Regions from separate parts of the Homo sapiens genome. Here region 2 is linked to region 1. A link is a loop called in an ENCODE intact Hi-C map of the cell type or tissue named here. Cell type or tissue: PC-3. All regions are shown on one strand. Links, peaks and the distances in the headings refer to the core of each region. The heading gives the core; the rest is flanking DNA. Region 1 overlaps ADGRG4 (adhesion G protein-coupled receptor G4). Region 2 has its middle 28 kb from the start of MIR934.

Region 1 (11,192 bases), core at 2,038-10,037:
CTCTCGCGTGATTGTGGTTGAGAGAACTAAAGAGATGAACTTATACATCAAATGGGAGAAAAGGAAAAAAATGAAAAGAAACAAGAGGACAATAAAGCCGAGGCCGTTTACAAAGGAAAGCTGTTCAGCGTTCTTCAGGGAAGACCTTTGTTGTTGAAAGGTAAAAAATGTTTTCCAAATCATCTCAGAATTTCCTTGTAGGGGCCACTAACTCTTTGCAATGACCTGATGTGTGAGCTTTGTAATCATAATACCTGCCAGTTACACAGCATAGAACAGGCAATATGCTGAGCACATTTCATACATCATATCATTTTAATTTGCACAGGACATTAAGAGAAAACATTATTATCCCCATTTTCCAGAAGAGGAAATTGAACTGAAAGGTAAGGTAACTTGCCCAAGGTCATAGAGGACCCGGGCAACTAACCATCACATAAATGTGGCCTATGTTTAGGGCAAAAGGACTTAGGTTGATTTCTTCCTGAAGCCAAGGGTCAAGACCAATCCCAGGCCAAGAACATTTTACTATACCCTGCTGGGCCAGAGCCCCACCACCAGAGAAACAGAGATGCTGGTACTTACAACGGAGTTGTTGGGCTCAGAGTTCCATACAGATCTTTTTTCACACTGACTGTGATTGCCACCATGATAGCCGGGATTCCTGCAGTGGGAAAGCAAGTCAAAGGCATTTCATCAGGTAGCAGGGAGGCAACCTAATCAATGACTGTGGGTGATGATACATTAAGACACTGTTTAAATAAGCCACAGATGTGCGGGCATCAAAATACTATTGTTTGCAAAATGTTTGTGAATTCTTCCAAGTTAAGCATTTCAAGGAGTTCTCCAATCTGCTAAACTAGACAGCATGCCAATGGCTCCAATACAACGCCCACTAGTTATTAAAAATAGCTCAAGTGCCAGAAAATCAACTTGGCAAAAGAAGTATCTAGTTGAGTGGAATGCAAGTTCGCATCAAGCATTTCTTCTTAGATCATGAGCCCCTAATTTTTACTCCCTTTCACATCGCCCCTTTGTTCCCAATAGCTTTTTGTCTAGGTCACCTTAGGAGAAGGGCACAGGCAATCAGCTGCAGCCTTCAGTGCTTTTTTGACAGGGAAACTGTTTCCACACTCGTTACTAGTTTGACATTTTGACTAGATCGACCGGTTAACAACCACTCAATTCAGTCAGACTATAATAAAGCAATCAGTTCAGTCAAAATGGTCAAACGTGAGGAGAGTGTAGACACAGGGTTTAAAAATCCAATTTCTTGTACATTTGCAAAAAAAAAAATGATTTCTTTATCTCTCAATTGTATTTCTCCTAGACTAAGCGCATGCACCTACATACATTTTAGGGGTTTTGTTAAATGCTTTCCAAAGCTGTTCCAAAGCCCAGAATGCCAAGTATCTTGAAAAATCCTCCACTGTCCCATTCTGTGATAAACAGGATGGTCACTTCAAATCTGTATAGCCCACCCCAAGCACAGCACCTAGAATGCTGCAGATGTTTTTTAAAATAGAAGGCTGGAAGGGAGAGACAGGGGAAGGCCTCATATTTAGGATGGAAGTTGTGCGGCAGTCTTCAAGCTGTGTTTACATATTGAAAATAAAAAAAAAAGATCCCTTCTGTTGTTATTTTAAAAATATAAACAAATCTACTGTCTTGGACAGGGGTTCATTAAGTTGGTGCAAAAGTAATTGTGGTTTTTGTCATTAAAAGTAATAAACCTTTCCAACAGGTTGCTTTGGCATTCATAAGGCAGAGCATCAAACATAAACAGATATTAATACCTATTTTCCTTACAGTTGATTGCTTTTGTCTAATATTGAAATGCTCCAAAACTCCCTGTAGTGGGACAGCTCAGCTGTGGCTCCCTGGTGACCGTGCATGTATCCACATAGACCACACAGGTAAAGGCTTATCTGAATTTGGGCGGTGTGCAGGCCTCCACAAATTTGAGAAGGTGGGAGGCCTGTGAGGAGGTGCTCCGGGGCCATCTCCTACTCACCTCCCTATCTCCTCCAGGAGGCTGTCAGGAGACAGCTTCTCATCATCTCCCAGGGTTCTGCAGAGGTGTGGGCCTTTGTACCCTGCCCCCTTAGAATAGGGCTGCAGAATAGGAAACAGTATCACTTCCATTCAAAACTAGCTCCTCAGCCACTGGGAATCCTACAACTCACGTGGCGGTCATCCATTCCCTTTGTTTTGGGGTCGTTCTTTTTAGTGTGGGGGACAAGAATGTGAAAGATGGCACTTTTAGGTACTCTTCCTTTCACAGTTTATGTAAGTAATAAACTGAACATAAGAGTGGCTTATTGTATCTTTCTTTACTGATTGAGCCAGTCAGACTTCTCAGCTTCTGTGTGTAACTAAAGTTTTCCTGCTTCCAAGTACCAAGCTTTAGCCTTTCCTGCCTCTCCTTGTAACCCAAGAAATGTGTATGAAATTAGAAGATCAAAGAGATAAGAAGTGAGTCCTGGAGGAAGGGTTTAAAAAAGAAGCTGGGAATGAGTGATGATGAGGGAGAAGGAAAGCCAGGATGAAGTGATATTTACAGCCCTTTCACAATTGGCCATGTGTGGGTTATCTGCTTTTTGGATTATTCATGAAGCCTCTTCCACATTTTTCAATCCTCTGATTGAATCAAGATGAGGGACACAAGGCACTAAGGGGAGTGTATCGACTGCTTTTGTCTCTGTGCTTCCGATGGATTCCGAAGTGTACTAAAACAAGCTTTTAGATTATGATCTGTTCAGTATTTGCCTGTCTCTGCTCCCCATATTAACATAGATAATAGCACTGACTGTGTATCCAGTGAAAGCATGTACTATGTTAATGAACTCATTAAAGGGATGAGTAGCTAATCAGGAGAGTATTGTCTTCACAAAGGCAGTGGAAGATAAAATCTGTGTTCCTATGTACCCAAGGTATGCTACTTAATATACATCTCCTACACATCTAACACATTTTCTGAACCCAAAATCTGCCTTGAATACACAAGGGAGAGAGAGGAAAGGAGCCGAGCTGACCATGTCAGTTAGAAATACAGGAAAGCAAGCCAATGAAATGACATTTGTATTCAGAAAGATCTATGCTGAGAACCATTCCTGGCTTCTTCCAAGGCCAGCAGTGATCATCACAGTCATGAGGTGTGATGAGAATCAGGTTCTGGCTGACCCAGCACTCTTTCACCCATTTCAAGTCTTTTCCTGTTCTTTAAACAATATGGCAAGACCATAGAGGTTAGAAGTCCAAACTATGGAGACAAACTTCCTGGCTCAAATCCCAGCTCTCTTGCCTACTAGCTGTGTGAGTTTTGGCAAATTACCTCATCTTTCTGTGTGCCTCAGTCTCCTCATCTATTAAATGGGAATAATGATGGAATCTATCCCGTGGAGATATTATGAGGATTAAATGCATATATAAAGCACTTAGAATAGCATCTGGCACATGTAAGTGCTACCTAAGTGTTAGCTGTTTTATCAGTATTTGTTGTGACTGTAACTTCTGTAAAGGAAGGGATAAAATCTGTTCACTACTATAGAGCCAGCACTTAGCACAATACACAATAAGTGCTCAATAAATATTTGTGCACCAGCTCCTCACCATAAAGGTTAAAAATTGAATTTATAGAGCAATACAGGCAGAAAAAAAAGATGCATGCCCAAACACCAGCAAGGCGATCCTTAATTTTTTACCTATGATATTAACAGAATCTAACAGAGCTAGAATTAGAAAGACAGACTTAAGACATAAATATCAAAAACAATGGCAGATATACTTACCCCAACCAACTAGACAAAATTTAAGGATATAATTTGGAATGTATATGTTGAAGACTTTGACTAGAGCCAAATACATGTGGACTGCCTCCAGGCCCATCCAAGTAAAAGAAACAAGCAGGAAGTAATGAAGTGCCACTGCAGCTGTGATACAAACTCCCACTTTCTGAAATGATGACAACCAAGAATTGATCAAAAATACCAGGTTTAGCATCAGTAGTGCTGTGCACAGGTTGATCAGAATTTTGGCAGGATAATCTTTTCGAAGTTTGCTAAAAGAGAAAGTACAATGTTGTTAGGTAAAGTCTGTTTTTTTTTTTTTAATTAAACATCGCCACATCTTATCTACATAATAAGTGAAAGAATAAAAGAATTACTCATCTTTGCTTATACTTTGAAGTCCCTCATTCTCTTTCCAGGTAAAGTCGAAGCATAATAAATATAGTGACCTTAACTAACAGAAATAATAATAGTCTCTCTCAACTACGCAGTTGAGAGAGGCTATTATTTTTCTTTTTATCTTTTAGAAAGAAGGAAGGAGTTTCCTGGGTACTATGAGTCTATCACCACTGCTTCAGCAGGCTGGAGCTACATATTACCAAATAGCAGGATGACTGTGGAAACCATTCCAAGTAGAGCTACTTGGATAGTTCTAAAGATCCCGATATATGGCCTCATGGAAATATGGTCTTAAGTTTTATTAAGTGATTGCAACTTTACTTTGCAGAAACTCACCCAGTATTTTTCAAAATAAAAAAAGTATTACCCCCTTTGATTATTTTACGCTGTTATTAAATATTTATTGATTTAAATTTTGCTGTTTTCATTTTGTGTGAATTTTTTTCTGAGATAAATATTAAAGTGCACAAGTGTTAACAATATAACTTGATGGATCTTTACATATGTATATACCTGTGGAACTTCGACACAGATCAAGAGGTAGAATAGTTTCAACATCCCAGAAGGCTCCTTCATGCTTCTCCCATTCAATATCACCCACCAGAGGTAACCAATACTCTCACTTCTATCCCCATAGATTTCACCTGTGTTTGGAACTTTTTGTAAATGGAACCACACAGTACGTTGTCTTATTTTTCTGGCTTCCTTTGCTCAATTCTATGTCTATGAGATTTAAATATTATGTTGCATTGCATAGAAGTAATTCATTTTTTACTGCTGTGTAGCATTCCATTTTACAAATATATCACAATTTATTCATCTAATCAACTGTTAATGTAAATTGGGGTTGTTTCTAATTTGAAGCTACTGTGACTGAAGCTGCTATAAATATTATTGTACATATCTTTCAGTGGACATATGTGCTCATTTGTCTTGAGTATATATCTAAGAGTGAAATTCCTGGGCCAACAGCGAGATGTATATTTATATTTAACAGGTATTGCCGAATAATTTTCCAAAGTGTCTGAACCATTTTACATTCCCACTAGCAAATGTATGAGTTCCAGTTGTTCCACATGCTTGTTGACACTTGCTATTGTCATTATTTTTAATTTTAGCCATTCTGGTGGGTGCAGAGAAGTACATAACTGTGGTTGTAATTAGGATTTCTCTGATGAGTAATGATGTAAAGAACTTTGTCATATGCTTATTGGCCATTTGGTAAGGGTTAGGCTTAGGCATGGATATTCTCTTTTGTGAGGTGCCTGTTCAAGTCTTTTGTCCATTTATAAACTTTATTGTCTTTTGCTTTTTGATTTGTGGAGTTATTTATACATTCTGCATACAAGTCTTTTATCTGATATATGCATTGTGAATATCTTCTCTCTATGTAAGGTTTGCCTTTCACTATCTGAATTGTGTCTTTTGATTAAAGAAGTTCTTAATAAAGTCCACTTTATCAAATTTTCTTTTAGGGTTGGTGCTCTTATATCCTATAGAGAAATCTTTTCCTATCCCAACTCCCTTGTTTTACAAAAATCCAATTAAAATATTTTTAGAGAAGCCTTGATGTTTTGTTTTTAACCTGTCCACTTCATAAGCTAATGGATCTGACTTCTTCCTATTGTGATGTGTTCATGAAATTAACAAAGTTACAATGGTAATAGCATCCATCAAACCAAATTAAATGTGCTCAGAGCAAGGCTGTATCAACTTACTGAAAAGCTATGTATGTCACCACTGCAACTCCCAGAAAAATGGAGGAGATTCCACATCCGGTGTATGTTATAAGCGCTAATATCTGTTCATTCACTGAATCCACTGTAGACCTGGATAAATCCTAAGGAACACAATGTGTTGTGTTTTACACATACACCAGAGCAAGTTTATGGCAAAATGCTTCCAGTGTTCACTAACAGGAAGTTCCCAGGATGTATAACATTTCTGCCATAGCTCTTCTAAAACCAGATTATGTGAATGGATGTATGGTAAGACCAAATATTGTTTGCTGAGTATGCCTAGTCCAACTGACTGTGTACAGGGCATGGGGAGCCATCAATAGCATTGGAAGAACATTTGGTCCTTGGCTTCATCATCATTAACATGTTCTACATTTAAAATATAACCAAGCTGAGAGATGTGAATTTGGGATGCAAAGTGAATAATTATCTGAACTGAGCATCTCAAAACACTACACAGAACAGCAAAAAAAAAAAAAAAAAAAAAAAAGTCCTTTTCCTTAGTCCTTAAATAGCCTTCACAAAATTAACAAACAAAATGGACCTTAGAGATCACAAAGTTCAGTGATTTATTAATTACTATTAAAGATCTGAAATGACATGTAAAATTATTTGAATATATGTGTGCACTGGTCTAAGAACAAAGTCCATAGCTTTCATCAGATGATTAGAGATTCATGACTCATCAAAGGTTAAGAAGCAGTGTTTACTTTGGTAGTTCTCAACCAGGAGTGATGTTACCCCTCTCCCAGGGACATTTGGCAGTATCTGGAGACATTTTTGGTTGTCACAACTGGGGAGAGTGCTACTGGCATCTAGTGGGGAAAGACCAAGGATGCTGCTAAACTTCTCACAATGCACAGAACAATCCCCCACGACAAAGAATTATTTGGGGCCGGGCGGGGTGGCTCATGCCTGTAATCTCAGCACCTTGGGAGGCTGAGGTGGACAGATCACGAGGTCAGGAGATTGAGACCATCCTGGCCAAAATGGTGAAACCCCGTCCCTACTTAAAAAATACAAAAGTTAGCTGGGTGTGGTGGTGGGCACCTGTAATCCCAGCTACTGGGGAGGCTGAGGCAGGAGTATCACTTGAAACCAGGAGGTAGAAGTTGCAGTGACCCGAGATTGCACCACTGCACTCCAGCCTGGTGACAGAGCAAGACTCCGTTAAGAAAAAAAAAAAAAAAGACAGAACTATTTGGCCAGAATATCTATAGTGCCAAGATTGAGAAACCCTGGTGTATTCCAGTCATTCACATTTCAGAAGAAAATCTAAGATCCAAAAGAGGGAAACAACCTTACCAAGATCACATAGTTAGTTACAGACAGAGCTGGAACAAGAACCCTGGTCTCTCTCTCTCTCTCTCTTTTTTTTTTTTTTTTTGGGACAGGTTCTCACTCTTTTGCCCAGGCTGGAGTGCAGTGGCCTGACCACGGCCTACTGCAGCCTCAACCTCCCTGGACTCAGGTGATTCTTCCCACCTCTGCCAGGGAGGCGGAGCTTGCAGTGAGCCAAGATAGAACCACTGCACTCCAGCCTGGGTGACAGAGCAAGACTCCATCTCAAAAAAAAAATATATATATATACATACATATATATATATATATATATGTAAAATAAATAAATATAAAACAGACCCACAGCCCTCAAAAAGCTAACCATTCTTTGTAGGAATAAGTAACATATGACACATTCAGATAACAGTATGTAATAAAGTTACCTAAGAAATCCAGGAAAGTATTCTGATGCGGGTAGAGAAAAAGGAATACATTTGAGAGTCATTTGGAAGAAAAACTCAGCAAATACTTATGATCCTTCTTAAATTTAAATATTTTAATGACCAGACCCTTTAATCCAGCAATTCTACTTCTGTCAACTTATCCTGCAAAAATACTTACACCAATGTTTGAAGATACATGAGTAAGAATGTGTATTACAGCAATATTTATAATGAGAAAAACAGCAACAGCTATAATGTCCACTAGTCAGGGATTAGTTAAATTTATTGTGTTAAACCCAAGCAATGGTATACTATAAAGGTATTTTAAAAATTGAAGTATAATAGATACATACACATTTGCCTGAAAGTTGTGCAATATATATTGTTAAATGAGAAAAGCAATCGGTAAAAACAGTATGAATAATTTGATACCATGTTTATAAAACAAAAATGTACATTCCTATATACACAGGAAAAGAACCTAAATGAATATACATGTTAGCCTGTTAAAGGTGGTGATCACTTGGGAGGGAGGTTAAAGGGACCTTTTCTGTACTGTTTGAAATTTGAGAAGCAAGCATTAATTTTATAAGGAGAATAAATAAATAAATATTTGTCTCAATCTGATCTACTTTGGATGAACAAATTGGAAGGGGGATTTTTTTCCAAATGCATACCATTTTTTAATAACAGTTCACACATATATTACTGGTCTAATAAAAATTGTCAAACTTCCATCGAGGAGTGACTAAGAGACAACTCACCATTAAGACTCCAAAATGGGTGAGGTGGTCACACTGACAGATTGTGTAATTTACATTTGTTTCCTTTACTTTACAGCCTGACGAATTCCATCCACCCAGCCCATCTGTAGGAGACAGAAGGAAATTTCAAAGCAATTTTGTTTTTCTCAGAAATGTTTAACTTTTCATTATATTCACTATCCAAACGTGTGTTATAATTAATATTATTTGCTGAGATAGCAAGATTAGGGGTATAATTGAACACTGAAATTAAATTAAGTCTAACAGACTAAATTGACTTTTTGGGGACTTCGTAAATGGCACAACTTCTTCGGCTCTCCCTTTTCCTGTTCTTGTACCATACCTCTACAAATTAGGACAGACTCTAACCATGAACTTTTTTTTAAGTAGCCAATAAATAGGAAGCAAGCAGATCTAGAATATTTTTAAGGACATGGACGTATGGAATATAAGCTGGTACTTGAGCTTACTCAGAGGGACTGGAATAGACATCTGAACACCCAGCTGAACCCGCAATTCAAAGGGTCTCAAGTGCTTTCAATCAAAGTCAGATCATGGTCTGGAGCTCTGCAGGGCCAATTAGAGCCTCTGCTCTACTAGACATCTGGCTAGTTTCTTCTGAGCACACTCAGGTTTAGAACTAACACTCATACCTCCACAACCTGTAGATCTCAGGTACTAGATCAGATTTGAGACTAGAACTTCCCAAGTGGCACTAGACCAAAGGGGTTATCCCCGGGCAGGCAGCTAAGTTTGGTCAACATTTGTCCATCTGGGATAATGCCATAGATTCCAGAGGTTCTAGATCCACGGGGCAGAGGTGCAGGGGCAAAGGGTGACCTGGGAGTACCCCAGCAATTTGCGTTAATGAACATAGAGATCAACATATTGAGGTTGTAGGGGACAAAGCTCATCGCTTTATAGAGTTTTATCCTGAGAGACTTGGAGGGGATCAGGAAAGGGCAGTGTTATTTTTGTTTGTCAGAAAGAAGTAGTATTCTTATACTCTAGGGAGCCGAATGGGAAGAGAATTTCCATTTTGTCCCAGAATTCCAAGGATAGTGAAAAAGGGAAAGGTTCCAGGCAGAGTTTCCACAGGCAGAAGGACTCCTCACTTAGCCACTCCTGGCGTTCTTAGGGAAATTTATTCTGTGTGGAAATTCTCTGAGATTTGGTGATAACCCTGGATATTTCCAGTGAAGATGGCAATGCTAAGAGCAACCCAGTCAGCAATGACCATTCCCAGTCTTCTACTGTCTGTCTCCAAAGACTCATGCTTATTCAAGCAAGTAGGGTCCTTAGAGACCAACCAAGAAGTTTCATCTCCTCAATGAAAAGATAAAAAGACTGGGGCTCAGAGGGGGTAAATTGTCTACCCAAGGTCACACAGTCAGTCTAAAAGAGGTGAGGAAAAAAAAAGGGAAGGAGATCATAGATCTTGCAAAACCCTGTGGGAGAGCACAGATAAAGAACCAGGTATTCCTTCCTCAACTTTCTTCAAACAGTTCAAGGCTACTCTGCGCTGGGCCTTCCAAATTTCTTTCTTCCAACTTTGCTTACCCTCGAGTTGTGTAATTTTTCTGATTTTCCAAATAATTATTTTTGGGGCCTAAGATACTTGTAATAAGCTCCTATAATCTTCAGGAAACTGCAGGTAAGGAGCAATTAGTTATTGGGCATGATTGGAGCACTGTAGCCCCAGCACCAATTGAGAGATCTTACCTATCAAAAAGGAAAGTTGTCTTAATTCCCATGCCCTAATTTGATATAAAAATCATATCCTGTATCTTGGTCATTCAGAATGCTCTGTAGGGTCTGATAAGACAGTAGTTTCAGCACAACCCCCTCCCATTTAACTGCCAAGTGGGAAAATGGTCTGGGGCAAAGTCAAAGTTGCTAACAAAAATACTTACTATTATTCTCAAAATCCCAAAAGGCACAGTGAACTTGACCATAATTCTGGAAAAAAAGAAATCAGAGGTAAACATCTTGCCTTGTGATATTTACCATATAGTAACATATACACATAAGTGTTTTCTTCCCAATATTTTTTCCCATGGTAAACATGCACACACTGACATGCACACACACATACACATACACATTTGGGCCATTTGTGAATTGGCTTTTAGACTAACTCCACCATCTAACTCTGGATTTACAAGTGAGAAAACAGCATGTCACCGGCTGGTGATCTGATATGTCCTTTAAAATATTTGGTAGTATTAAAAATTGCCATGCCCTTCTGGTACAAGGCTATGGATAGTCAATGCAGGGCTGATGTGTTCCTTCTGGAGCTTTGGAATTCGGGGCTCACCGCTGAGATCAAGCCTTATGGACAGAAATTTGATCTGCCCCATCATTAGGCCTACAGAACATTCCTAAGACTTCACCAGCTCCTGTAGTCTCCAGGAAACTGCAGGCAAGGAGCAATTAGTTACCGGGGATAATTGAAGTGCTGTAGCCCAGACCAAATTGAGAGATCTTACCTATCTAACACGTTTCATTTGGTATTTGTTTCTTTAAATTTCCTCTCCCTCTCTTCCTTCTCTTCTTCCCTTCTAGAATCAAGACCAGTGAAAAGTATGCTGAACTATATGGTCTTTTAGACTGGGAACTGAGAAATCTATTGAGACGTCACACTGGCCATACACTAACGTCAAATAATGGAATAGTCATTCATACTTGTACTTAGGCTAAAGTTGATTATTTAGTAATATATAGCTTATGTTATGCCATATGACTATGCTTTTAGTTCTTTGGTGATAATTCATACAC
Region 2 (11,192 bases), core at 2,014-10,013, 180 kb before region 1:
AAAGGCACAGTAAAAATACAGTATAAAAGATTTAAAAAATTATACACCTGTATAAGGCGCTTACCACGAATGGAGCTTGCAATAGTAGAAGTTGCTCTGGTTGAGTCAGTGAGTGGGTGGTGAGTAAATGTGAAGGTCTAGGACATCACTCCATGCTACTGTAGACTTTACAAACACTGTACACTTAGGCTACACTACATTTATAAAAAATATTTTTTCTTGGCTGGACATGGTGGCTCACTCCTGTAATCCCAACACTTTGGGAGGCTGAGGTGGATGGATCGCTTAAGTTCAGGAGTTTCAGACCAGCTTGGGCAACATGGCAATACATCATCTCTACAAAAAATTTAAAAATTAGCTGTGTGTGGAGGCACACACCTGTAGTCCCAGCAACTTGAGAGGCTGAGGTGGGAGGACCACTTGAGACCAGGAGTTCAAGGCTACAATGAGCCATGATTGCATCATTGCACTCCAGTTTGGGTGACAGAGCAAGACTCCATCTCAAAAAATACATAATTTTTTTCTTTCTTCAATAACTAATTAACCTTAGCTTACTATAATTTTTTCACTTTATAAACCTTAAATTTTTTTACCTGTTTTACTGTTTTGTAATAACACTTAAACACAAATTGTACAGCTGTACAAAAATATTTTCATCATGTATATCCTTATTCTCTAAGCTTATCTACTTTAAAACTTTTACTTTTTATTATTTTTACTTATTTTTAGTTTTTTTTAATGGAACGCATCACAATTTGTGTGTCATTCTTGCACAGGAGCCATGTTACTATTCTCTGTATCACTCCAGTTTTAGTACATGGGCTGCCAAAGCAAGCGCAGTTTTGAGACTTTTTTGTTAGACTCTAAGACCAAACACACACATTAGCCTAGGCCTACACAGGGTCAGGATCATCAGTATCATGGTCTTCCATCTCCACATCTTGTTCCCCTCTGGAAGGTCTTTAGGGACAGTAACATTCACGAAGCTGTCATCTCCTACGCTAACAATTTTTTCTTCTGGAATACTTCCTGAAGGACCTGCCTGAGCTTGTTTTACACTTAACTGTTTTTTTTAATAAGTAGAAGGAGTCCGCTTGAAAATAATGATAAAAGGTATGGTATAGTAAATATCTAAACCAGTAACATAGTTGTTTATTGTCATTATCAAGTATATGTTCTATACATAGTTGTATTGCTAGTCTTTTATATGACTGGCAGAGCAATAGCTTGTTAACACTAGTGTCACAAACATGAGTAATGCATTGCATTGCATTATGGTGTTAGGGCTGCAACGTTACTATGACTACAATGCCACTAGGCAATAGGAAATTTTTAATTCCATTGTAATCTTATAGGACCACCACTGTACATGTGGTCCTGTGATTGAGCAAAACATCGTTATGGGGCACATGACTGTAGCTTTTGGGCAAGTGGGTCTCAATCCTGCCTGCATATTAGAATCACCTGGAGAGCTTATAAAACTTTTGCTGTCTGGGCTGCCGTCTGAACTAATTAAATCAGAATATTTGGGTGTGAGACCCCAAATTGGTATTTTTATTTATTTACTTTCAAAATTAGGTAATTCGATTGATTGATTTACCTACTTATAGCTGTCAGTATTTTCGAAACATTCGAAACACACAGTATTTCAATGTGCAGTCAAGGTTGAGAACCATGAATTAAACAGCAACAAAGCAGAGTTGTAAAAAGGACTCTAATGTGTGTTTAGTTTTGTGTTTCCTCAAATGGTGCTTTCTCTTACAGCTGGCATGCAATATGGGCAATTAGTGTTAGTGTTCATCTTAGTCCATTTGGACTGCTATAACAGAATTCTATAGACTGGGTGGCTTATAAACAACAGAAATTTATTTCTTCCAGTTTTGAAGCCTAGGAAGCTCAAGATCAATATGCCAACAGATTCAGTGTCTAGTGAGGGCCCACTTTCCAGTTCATACATGGTGGTGTTCTCTGTGTTCTCACATGACAGAAGAGTCAAATGAGCTCTCTGGGGCCTCTTTTATAAGAGCACTAATTCCATTTATGAGGCCTTCACCTTCATGACCTATTCACCTCCCAAATGCCCCACATCCTAAATACCATCACATTGGAGATTACGTTTTAACATGTGAATTTGGAGGGACACAAACATTTAGTCTATAGCAGTGTTGGTAAGTCATTTTAGTATTGAGATATATGTAAGGAGAATACCTCATCAAGGGGCCAAGTCTGGGGCCGGACATTGGGCAGGCAGTTGGCTGGGAAGCTGATGCCTTTCTCAGAGATGGGTTCCTGAGAGCCTGTAGGCTTGACACTTGGTGTAGTTGGACAATCCATTGCTACCAGGTGATCAAAGTGGAGCTAAGGTATGAGAGTCAGGTAGGCAGGTAGGTAGGTAGAGAGTTGTCAGAGCAGGCAGAGTGTACCTGGGATTCAAGGTTAAGATAGGGTGGAGAGGTGTACAACATGAAAGCTCCAGAGATCAGATGAGCATTGGAATGGGCTCAGGGAAGGAAGGTGCTTCGATTTGCCTATACTTGAGTCCTTTATTCAAGCGCAGGCAGTGGTCCCTCTTCTCTTGGGCAGGAGTTTTCGAATTTTACAGGAAGGGTCTGCTAAGCTATCCACTTCATGTTAGGTCCGAATTTATTTCATCTTCAGTGTTTTCTAGTCAAGAGCCAACTTCTCTGGTTGAGGTCCAATTTCTGTGGCACCTGAGATTCCCCTGGCTAGAGAAGCTGTGTGCTGGTATGGTGGGGTTGGGTACACCGGGCCATTTCTTCATGGTTGAGGTCCTTGTCTACTCTGGCCCAGATGCCTTCAGGGTCTGATTGTTAAGATGGTACACAACAAAATGCTGTGTTGCAACTCTTTCAAGGACATTAATTAATTCATTCACTTACCCAAAAGCTCTTACTTAGAGGGCATGATAAATTTCAGGTGCTAAACTGTGGGTGGGGGATGGGGTGGTTCCCAGTCTTCTGGGGAAGACAAACAATTCCAATAGCGCTGAAGGAGTACACAGGACAAAAAGGACATGATAAAGGAAGAGTTTCTAGAGATGTTGAATCCTAAGGAATGAGTAGGAGGGAGCTCCCGAGGCAAAGAGAGCTGAGAAGGACATTCCAGGCAGAGAAGACAGGGAAGAAAGATATGTTTCTGCTGGAGGCCACATGCAGATCAGTACAGCTGGGGTATTACGTGTGATGCAGGGAGGGGTACAAGATGCAGATAAATAGGTGGGCAGGAGTCAGATGATGAAGGACCCGTGGGTCACGCTAGGGAGCTTGAACTTCATCTTATGGGCAGTAGGGAGTCACTAAAGCAATGTTTCTGTTTTTGGCTACATATTGAAATCTCTTCGGGAGCTTTAGCAATACTGATGTCTGGATGCCAAACCTGGATATTCTGATTTAATCAGCTTGGGGTGCAGCCCTGGCATCAGGATATCTGAAATCTGTCCAGGTGATTCTACTGTGCAGGCAGGGTTGAGAGTCACTGCATTAAAGGGTTTCAAACAGGGAATTGACATTCTTTGGGGCTTGTTTTTAGAAAGCTCATGCTGGTACAGGTGGATGAGTAGCCAGAGGCAAGAACCAGCTTGAAGGCTATTACAATAGTCCAGGTGAAAGATGATGTAGAACTGACCAAGAGCAGCAGTTGCAGTACTGAGAGAGGTTTAGGTTGTTAAATTGGCAAGACTTGGGTGATTGACTATCTGTGTGGACTGAGAGAGAGGGAGGAATCAAGAATGACTCCTACAGAAATTTGAACCATCATACATTGCTGGTAGGGTTGTAAAATGGTGTGCTCACTTTGAAAAATAGTTTGGCAGTTCCTCAAAAGCTTAAACGTACAGTTACCAAATGACCCAGCAATTCTAATCTTGGGTATATACTCAGCAACTCTAAAACTAAGTAAAACATATGTCCACACAAAAACTTGTATGTGGATGTTCATAGCAGCATTATTCATAGTAGCCCAAAAGTGGAAACAGCTCAAATGTCAGTTGCCTGATAAATAAAGAAAATGTGATAAATCTATGCAATGGAATATTTTTCAGCCACATAAAGGAATGAAGGACTGATACATGCTACAACATAGATGAACCATGAAAACATTATGCTAAGTGAAAGAAGCCATCACAAAATACCATAAATTGTACAATTGCATTTATGTGAAATATACAGAATAGGCAAATCCAAGGAGACAGAACACAGATTCATTGTTTCCAGAGACTGGGAGAGGGGACGATGGGGAGTGACTGTTAATGGACAAGCAGAACTTTTTCGGGTGTGATGAAATGTCCTAAAACAAGATTGTGGGACTGGTTGAGAAACTTTGTAAATTTACTAAAAAGCACTGAATTGTACAGTTTAAAAAGGCAAATATTATGGTATGTGATATCTCAATAAAAAAGAATGACTTCCAAGTGCCTACGTTGACTGGCTAGGTTAATGCTGATGTCAGAAAATAATGTAGAGAACACAAGTGAAGAAACACATTTGGCAGGGACTGTTGCCTGTGGGGCCTCTAGGTGCTGATATCTAGCAGACAGGTAGATTATGAGGTTGGAGCTTGGGCAGATGTCTTGGCAGGAGACAGAGATTTTGGAGTTATCAACTTGGAAATAGATGGTCATTTATGTTGTGGGAAATGATGCAATTACATAGAAAAAGAGTGTAGTGTGTGAGGACTGGAGGCCAAGCAAAGATCCCTGGGGAACACTAGCATTTAAGGGGTGGTAGAAGAGCTCATGGAGGAGCCAAAAGAGGAGCTGTCAGAGCGAATTGAGGAAAAGCAGCCAAGTGGGAGAAGGGGATTGCCATGGCATCCCAGAGTATTGACATAGAAGGAAGATCCAATTTAAATATCACTATATAATTAAGTCTCTGCTCATATTTCTAGTACTAACCCATACTGGCCCTGTTTTAAAGATATGGATAAGATGACTCATTCAATTATAAATCCTCTACAATAGACGCTTTTACAAATCCTGGTCCTTCTGACAGTTTTATTCTGCCCCCAACCCTACAAAGGCAGAGGTCACCTATCCAGGGCAGAATTAGTTCTTCCACTTTCTGTAGCCCCATTACTTGTGCGGGTACTCTTGGAGACAAGGAGAAGAGGGGCTGTCCCTGGAGGACTGGAAAAATGAGCTATCAGAGTGGACTCTGTATAGAGAGCTGGAAGGGTTTTTCCTGTTAATCAAGCAAGAATAACTAATCAGATGTTACTTTAGCAGCACTTAGCACCTTCCTTGATCTACATCTCTTCTTCCTACTTGCCCCAAGTTGTTCTGCCTCACGTGTTGACAGTAATATTAACAGCTGACCGCTGGGTGCAGTGGCTAATGCCTGTAATCCCAGCATTTTGGGAGGCTGAGGTGGGAGGGTAGTTTGAGCCCAGTAGTTCAAGGCCAGCCTGGGCAGCATAGTGAGACCCCCATCTTTATAATAATAATAATAAAAGAGCTGACATTTATTGTTTATTATATGACTGACATAAGCATTTACTTATTTGGTCCTCAAAATAATCTCGTAAGTTAAGTACTGTTATTCTTCTCATTTAAAAGATGGAGAAAATGAGGCACAGAGAAGCTAAGTAATTTGCCTGATGCAAGAGAGTGGTACAGTCAGAGTGGACCCAGGCAGCCTGACTCTAGGAGCACTTAGTCTTAACCATTACCCTACCAACCTCTCAGTAAGCAGCACCAAGCAGTGTGGTGCAGCAGTAAAGAGAGTGAATTTGAAGTCCATCGAGTCCAAGCCTCTATAACCTAGCACCTAGCTGTGTTACATTTGGCAACTCATGCAACCTCTCTGAGTCTCAGCTTCCTAATCTATATAATAGGGCTATTACTATCTGCCCTGTAAACCTCACGGATTTGTTGTGATGATGAAATGAGATGAGACATGTACTGAGTGGACAGCTACACCTATAAAGTTCTGTGCTTATTTTCCCAGAACCTCACTAGACAGTTGACACAGAGTAGGAACTCAGTACTGCTGATTGAGGGAAAGCAAGGATTTTTCTCACACTCTCTTTCGGCATTTGCTGCACTTTATTATAATTCTCTGTTTGAGAATCTATCTTCCCCACTAGACTGAGCTTGCCAAGGATGAGGACCAAAACTTGTCATCTCTGACTCCGTGGCACCTAGCTCAGAACGTGGCACCTAGCTCAGAACCTGGCACCGAAAGGGCACTCAATAAAAGGTACTATTTAGTGGTAGTGACAATAGTAGGAGAAACCCCAGAAGCAGCACTTTGAATGAATCACTTCCTCGGCGACTACAGCAACAGCCTGTGGCCAGCAGAGAGCAGCAGAGCCCCCAAAGCATAGACCTGTGCATAGACGATGCAAGCCTCTGTGCCTGTGGCCTGTCTCCTTTCTTCTCTAACCTGGCACAGTAATTGGCTTGTCTCTAACAGGATGGAAATTGTGCTTGGTTTGACTAAAATGTGCTTCCCCTGACACCTAAGCAGTTTGCAAATTTTGTCCTGAAACTAGGGCAACAGGACCAGTTTTAGTCACCAAAGTCATTCCCAATGTTACACAGCGTCCATGAGGTCTGAAACTCTCCGGGGAAGGACAGTGTGAAGGGCGCTTAGTATTTCCTTCATTCAGAGCTAAATTCATTTGACAAAAGATCTTATAGAATTTTGAAAGAATTCCTGGCTTTAGAAGACTGATAACTGATGACTTCTGCTTTAAAAAAAAAGTTTGCAAAGTTCTTTCAGAGAGAACTTTTTAGCTACATAATATTTTGATATCTTATGGGTAAAAAGAGAGCCAAATGAAAGCTCTGAGTCAGGAGTCATTAAAGTGGTTGAGTGGATGGTAATCATTTTAGCTAGTAATGGGGAGAAAGGACCAGCATACTGGAAAAGTGGTCTGTTTGTTTCTGCTAACTGATGGACCAACCTTATTATTTTTTCCATTTGACATCAGAATGGGCCTGGAACTAATGGCCCTTCAACAGAAAGCAAAAGCTCTTCTATTTATTTACTTTGTACTTTGGCTTTTACATGTTTCCGTTTTAATATCTTTTAATTACAGCAGTTAGTGTACCAGTTAAGAGGATGAGATTTTGGAGTCAGACAAAACCAGGCTTGCATCCCTGTTCTTCAACTTACCCAGCTGCATGGGCTGGACCACTTACTAAACCACTCCAAGAATTAATTTCTTTATCTGTCAAATAGCACACTAATTCTTGCCTCCAAGGGTTATTTTGCTGATATAATGAGATGATGTATCTAAGGCACTTAGCCCAGAGCCCACCACATGTTGAGTGCTCAGTAAATGGTAGCCTTTATTGTTCAAATATTATTTTAAAATTCCAAATACGCATGCACACAAAATTATGAATTCACCTTGAGGATACACAATGGTTAGGGTAAGATGCCAAAATGAGCCGTGATAAAGAAATAAAGCTCAGAGGGATGGGGTTAATTGTCCAAAGTTAGTCATAAGTGCTGGAGATATACCTTAAGCCTTCATCTATCTGAAGCCAAAGGCTCTATACCTTATCACCAGAAAACCAAGCCTCCCCCTTTCAACTTTGTTCAGGAGGAGCAATCTACTCTTGCCTCCAGCCTTAGGTCCCTCCTCAGAGCCCTAGTATCAGGGAATGCCCTGCACCCCCTTGCAGGTCCATCCCCGAGCCCACTACTCTAACTGACACTGGCTCCCAGGAAGCTGAGCTGTTTACCCAAGGTCACACAGTTGGATGAGCAAGGGCACCTGGGGAAAGAGTGGTAAATTGATTATTCCTTAGCCTCAAACTAGTGCTTCTGGAACATAGAGTAGAATTAATATTTCATGCAACCAGTCATTCACAAACATAGCATTGGGGATGCAGTGATGATCACGGCAGACCTAGCTCATAGTCTAGTGGGGAAGACAGACAAAGAAATAGTCACCTGGGATAAACACAAAGTGACCTGTGCTGTGACTTGGTGTCAAGGAGATAGGGGAAGCCCATGGCGTCATGGGATATCAGAGGAGGTTAGCTATTCCAGTCTTGAGAAGGTCCAAAAACAATCTGTAAAGTTCATTTGTTTTATTTGTTGGCCAAGAGTAATATCAATTGGTCAGTGACACAATGCTATTTTCATTCATTTATTTTTTGGGGAAAAAATTTACTGAACTAGGTTGCTGTGCTAGGCATGATAAAATACAGAGATGGCTCAGACATGGGCATTGTCCTTCTGAAAGCTGGTACTTTCCTTTAGGAAGTGGGTGACAATGGTGCTCTTCAGTTTATTCAGAATTACCAACTCCATCAGCTTCAGGTAACAGAGAATAATAACCAAGGCTGAATAATCCATTGGATGGACTTCTGCCTGGTTAAAATATCTGTTGATTATTTGTTATTATTTGTGTCACAAAGTGTGTTGGCTTATAAGCAGGAAAGCACACCTGAATTTCTGAAACCTTCTGCATGATTATATGTTATGGGATTAGCTAACAGAATATCGAAGACTGATCGTCCTTTGGCTTTTGAGGGTGAAATGAAACTTAATGTCAGTGATATGAACACGCATGTTAATACTGAGATTTGCTCTACCTGCCAGGGGGCAGAGCACTTAGGTAGGACACGCTAAATTGCATTAATGGAGAGTTGAGATATTCCCAGCTGTGCTTCTGGGAAACTAATGAGGTTCAAATGATGTGCTTATTGCACACCTCAGAATATCCCACCAGGGCAGCTCTTGAATATAATTTTCTATGCTCTTTCGCTGGTTTGGGAAGGCATTGCTGCTTCTGTGCCCTTTGTTTACTTGTTATCATGTTCATCTTTCGCTATTTCTGTCCAGGTGCTTCCTGAAAGTTCCATCCTGGAGCTTCCAACCCTGCATTTCCTCCTGAATCTTTGGGTCTATAATAGGAACCTGGACTTAATGAACTTGAAAGATCAGAAAACAGTCTTTGTGGGTCATTTGGAAAAAACTGACATCAATTATCTCAAACCGTAACTGTGATTCTGAATTTCCACTCTGGGTGGAGTTGGCCACCCTGCTTGGTAAGTTATCTAGAAACTGTACTCAGAGGAGCTGCTCCAAGTCCTCAGGGAATTTAGCTCTTTGCTAATGAATTTAATAGGTCATTGGGATTTGCTTCTCTACCTAGGGAGAACTCTGCAACATTTGTTCATATTTGAAGGTTTTAATCAACCCCTTGTCCAGAATGACTGCACTAAACCATAGCTTTTGGCTCTGGGCCAAGGGAGCTATCCCAATTTGCACTTCTCCCAGCTGGTCTTGAATCTCTCTGTCATTCTCTGGACAAGTTGAAGAATGTCCTTTCCAATAGGATAACTTCAGTAATTCAGTCCCCACTGACTGCCGTCGTCTATCTCTTTTGGCTCTCTGCAGCTGCAGAAGAGTGGAAAGAATGTTGACTTTGGATTCAGTCCAAAGAGGGCTAAAGTCGAGACTCCACTACTTTCTAGCTGCATGACCTTACACAGGTGACTTCACCCCTCTGAGCCTCCAGTTTCTCATCAGTAAAATAAAAATAATAATAGTCCCTCCCTGATAAGGTTATTGTGAAGGCTAATGAGATCATGCACATAAAGTGATATAATGTGACCAGCTGTCCTGGTTTGCCTGGGAACGAGGAATTTCCTGGGACATGGGACTTTTAATGCTAAAAGCGGGGTAGTCCCATGCAAACCAGGATGGATGGTCAACCTAGATGAGTATAGTATGTTGTTACCCTACTTTGTCGTTATCACTGGAATAGCCACCATTTCCAGGTCAGGAGACCTCCACATGTACATCTGGTCCACATAATTAATGGATCCAGGCAACCTGTTCCACTTACATGAAAGTCAGGGATTCAGAGCTTTGAATTATAAAGTGCTGTATGTGTTTAAACCATTACTATTACTCTCATTATCTATGGCCTCACATTCCAATAATGGCAGGTTCAATGGTGAAACATATAAAGCCATTAAAGGCAATTCCACATTTATTGAGTGCCTGCTCTGTGAAAGATACTGTGCTAAGCATCAGAGGGAGAACAATGTACTGGGGGAAACAGAATAATAAAATTACAGTTTCTCTTTTTGGGGAAATTCTTCAATGAAGTTTAAAAGGTCACAGCGTATGTTCTTGGCACCTTTGTTGAAAATGAGTTCCCTGTAGGTGTGTGGATTTGTTTCTGGGTTCTCTATTCTGTTCCATTGGTCTATGTGTCTGTTTTTATGCCAGTACCATGCCATTCTCCATGATGTGCTTATTTCACATTGCATGCCTATATCAAAATATCTTATGTACCCCATCTTACATACCCCATAAATACATATGCTTACTATGTACCCATAAAAATGTAAATATCTCCCTCCCTCCCTCCCTCTCTATATATAGAGAATATATATAGAGAGAATATATATAATATATATAAAACATATAATATAATATAAATAATATATAATATATAAATATATAATATAAAATTATATAAAATATATAATGTAATATATATTTATTATATAATATATTATAATATATAATATATATTATTAATATTTATAATATATAATATATAATGTATAATTTTTTAATTTTTTTAGAAACGGTCTTCTCTGTTAAAAAAATTTTAAAAAATATATTATATATTATATATTATACATATTATATATTTATATATAATATGTATATATATACATGTATATATGTATATATTTACATGTATATATGTGTATATATATACATATAATATGTATATGTATATAATATATTATATAATATATAATATTATATACTATACACATAATATTATATATTATACATATATATATTCACTGAGATGGCCACTTAATATTTGTGCCCTTTTAAACTTTCTTTCTCTAGAGAGAGTGAATTCCAGCTCAGTGGATTGTGAGAAAGTGAAAACAATTGTGTAATCAACAGCCAGCTCAGGATATAGAGCATTACCAGCACCGCCGAGGCACTCCTCCCCAAGGCCTCCTTTCAAGCCACTGCCCACTCCCTCCAAAGGAAACCTCCACTTTTATTTTTATCTTGGTTATGTCCTTTGCTGTACTCTCTTTTGGTTTGCCTTGTTCTTTTTCCAGTTTTTTTTTTTTGAGTTGAGAATTTAATTCATTTGTTTTTATTCCTTTAATTGTTGTAGATGTCCAGGGCTATGAATTTTCCTCTGGCCACTGCTTTAAATCCCATAAA

The links. A loop is a pair of places that touch in the nucleus more often than their neighbours do. Peaks named below come from ENCODE experiments on the same cell type or tissue, not always from the same donor. Only the 100,000 strongest peaks of a DNase experiment are listed, where the experiment ranks them.
Region 2: a loop joins it to region 1, with 14 times the contacts of the local background. A loop is called at or near these places in 11 of 110 quality-filtered maps.

The regions. Positions count from the first base shown.
Region 1 is chrX:136,392,716-136,403,907 of GRCh38, reverse strand. ADGRG4 (adhesion G protein-coupled receptor G4) reads right to left here. Exons shown (of 26, transcript NM_153834.4): 18 at 10,328-10,373; 19 at 8,415-8,518; 20 at 5,906-6,027; 21 at 3,792-4,060; 22 at 586-664. Among named protein-coding and RNA genes, the nearest start is that of BRS3, 90 kb to the left of the region's middle. In PC-3, for the core only: a CTCF peak has its summit at 6,730 (motif pointing left); DNase peaks (open chromatin) are centred at 6,667 and 8,427; H3K4me3 peaks cover 304 bases; H3K27ac peaks cover 2,081 bases.
Region 2 is chrX:136,572,886-136,584,077 of GRCh38, reverse strand. It overlaps the pseudogene RNU6-320P. Among named protein-coding and RNA genes, the nearest start is that of MIR934, 28 kb to the right of the region's middle. In PC-3, for the core only: a CTCF peak has its summit at 6,323 (motif pointing right); a DNase peak (open chromatin) is centred at 6,307.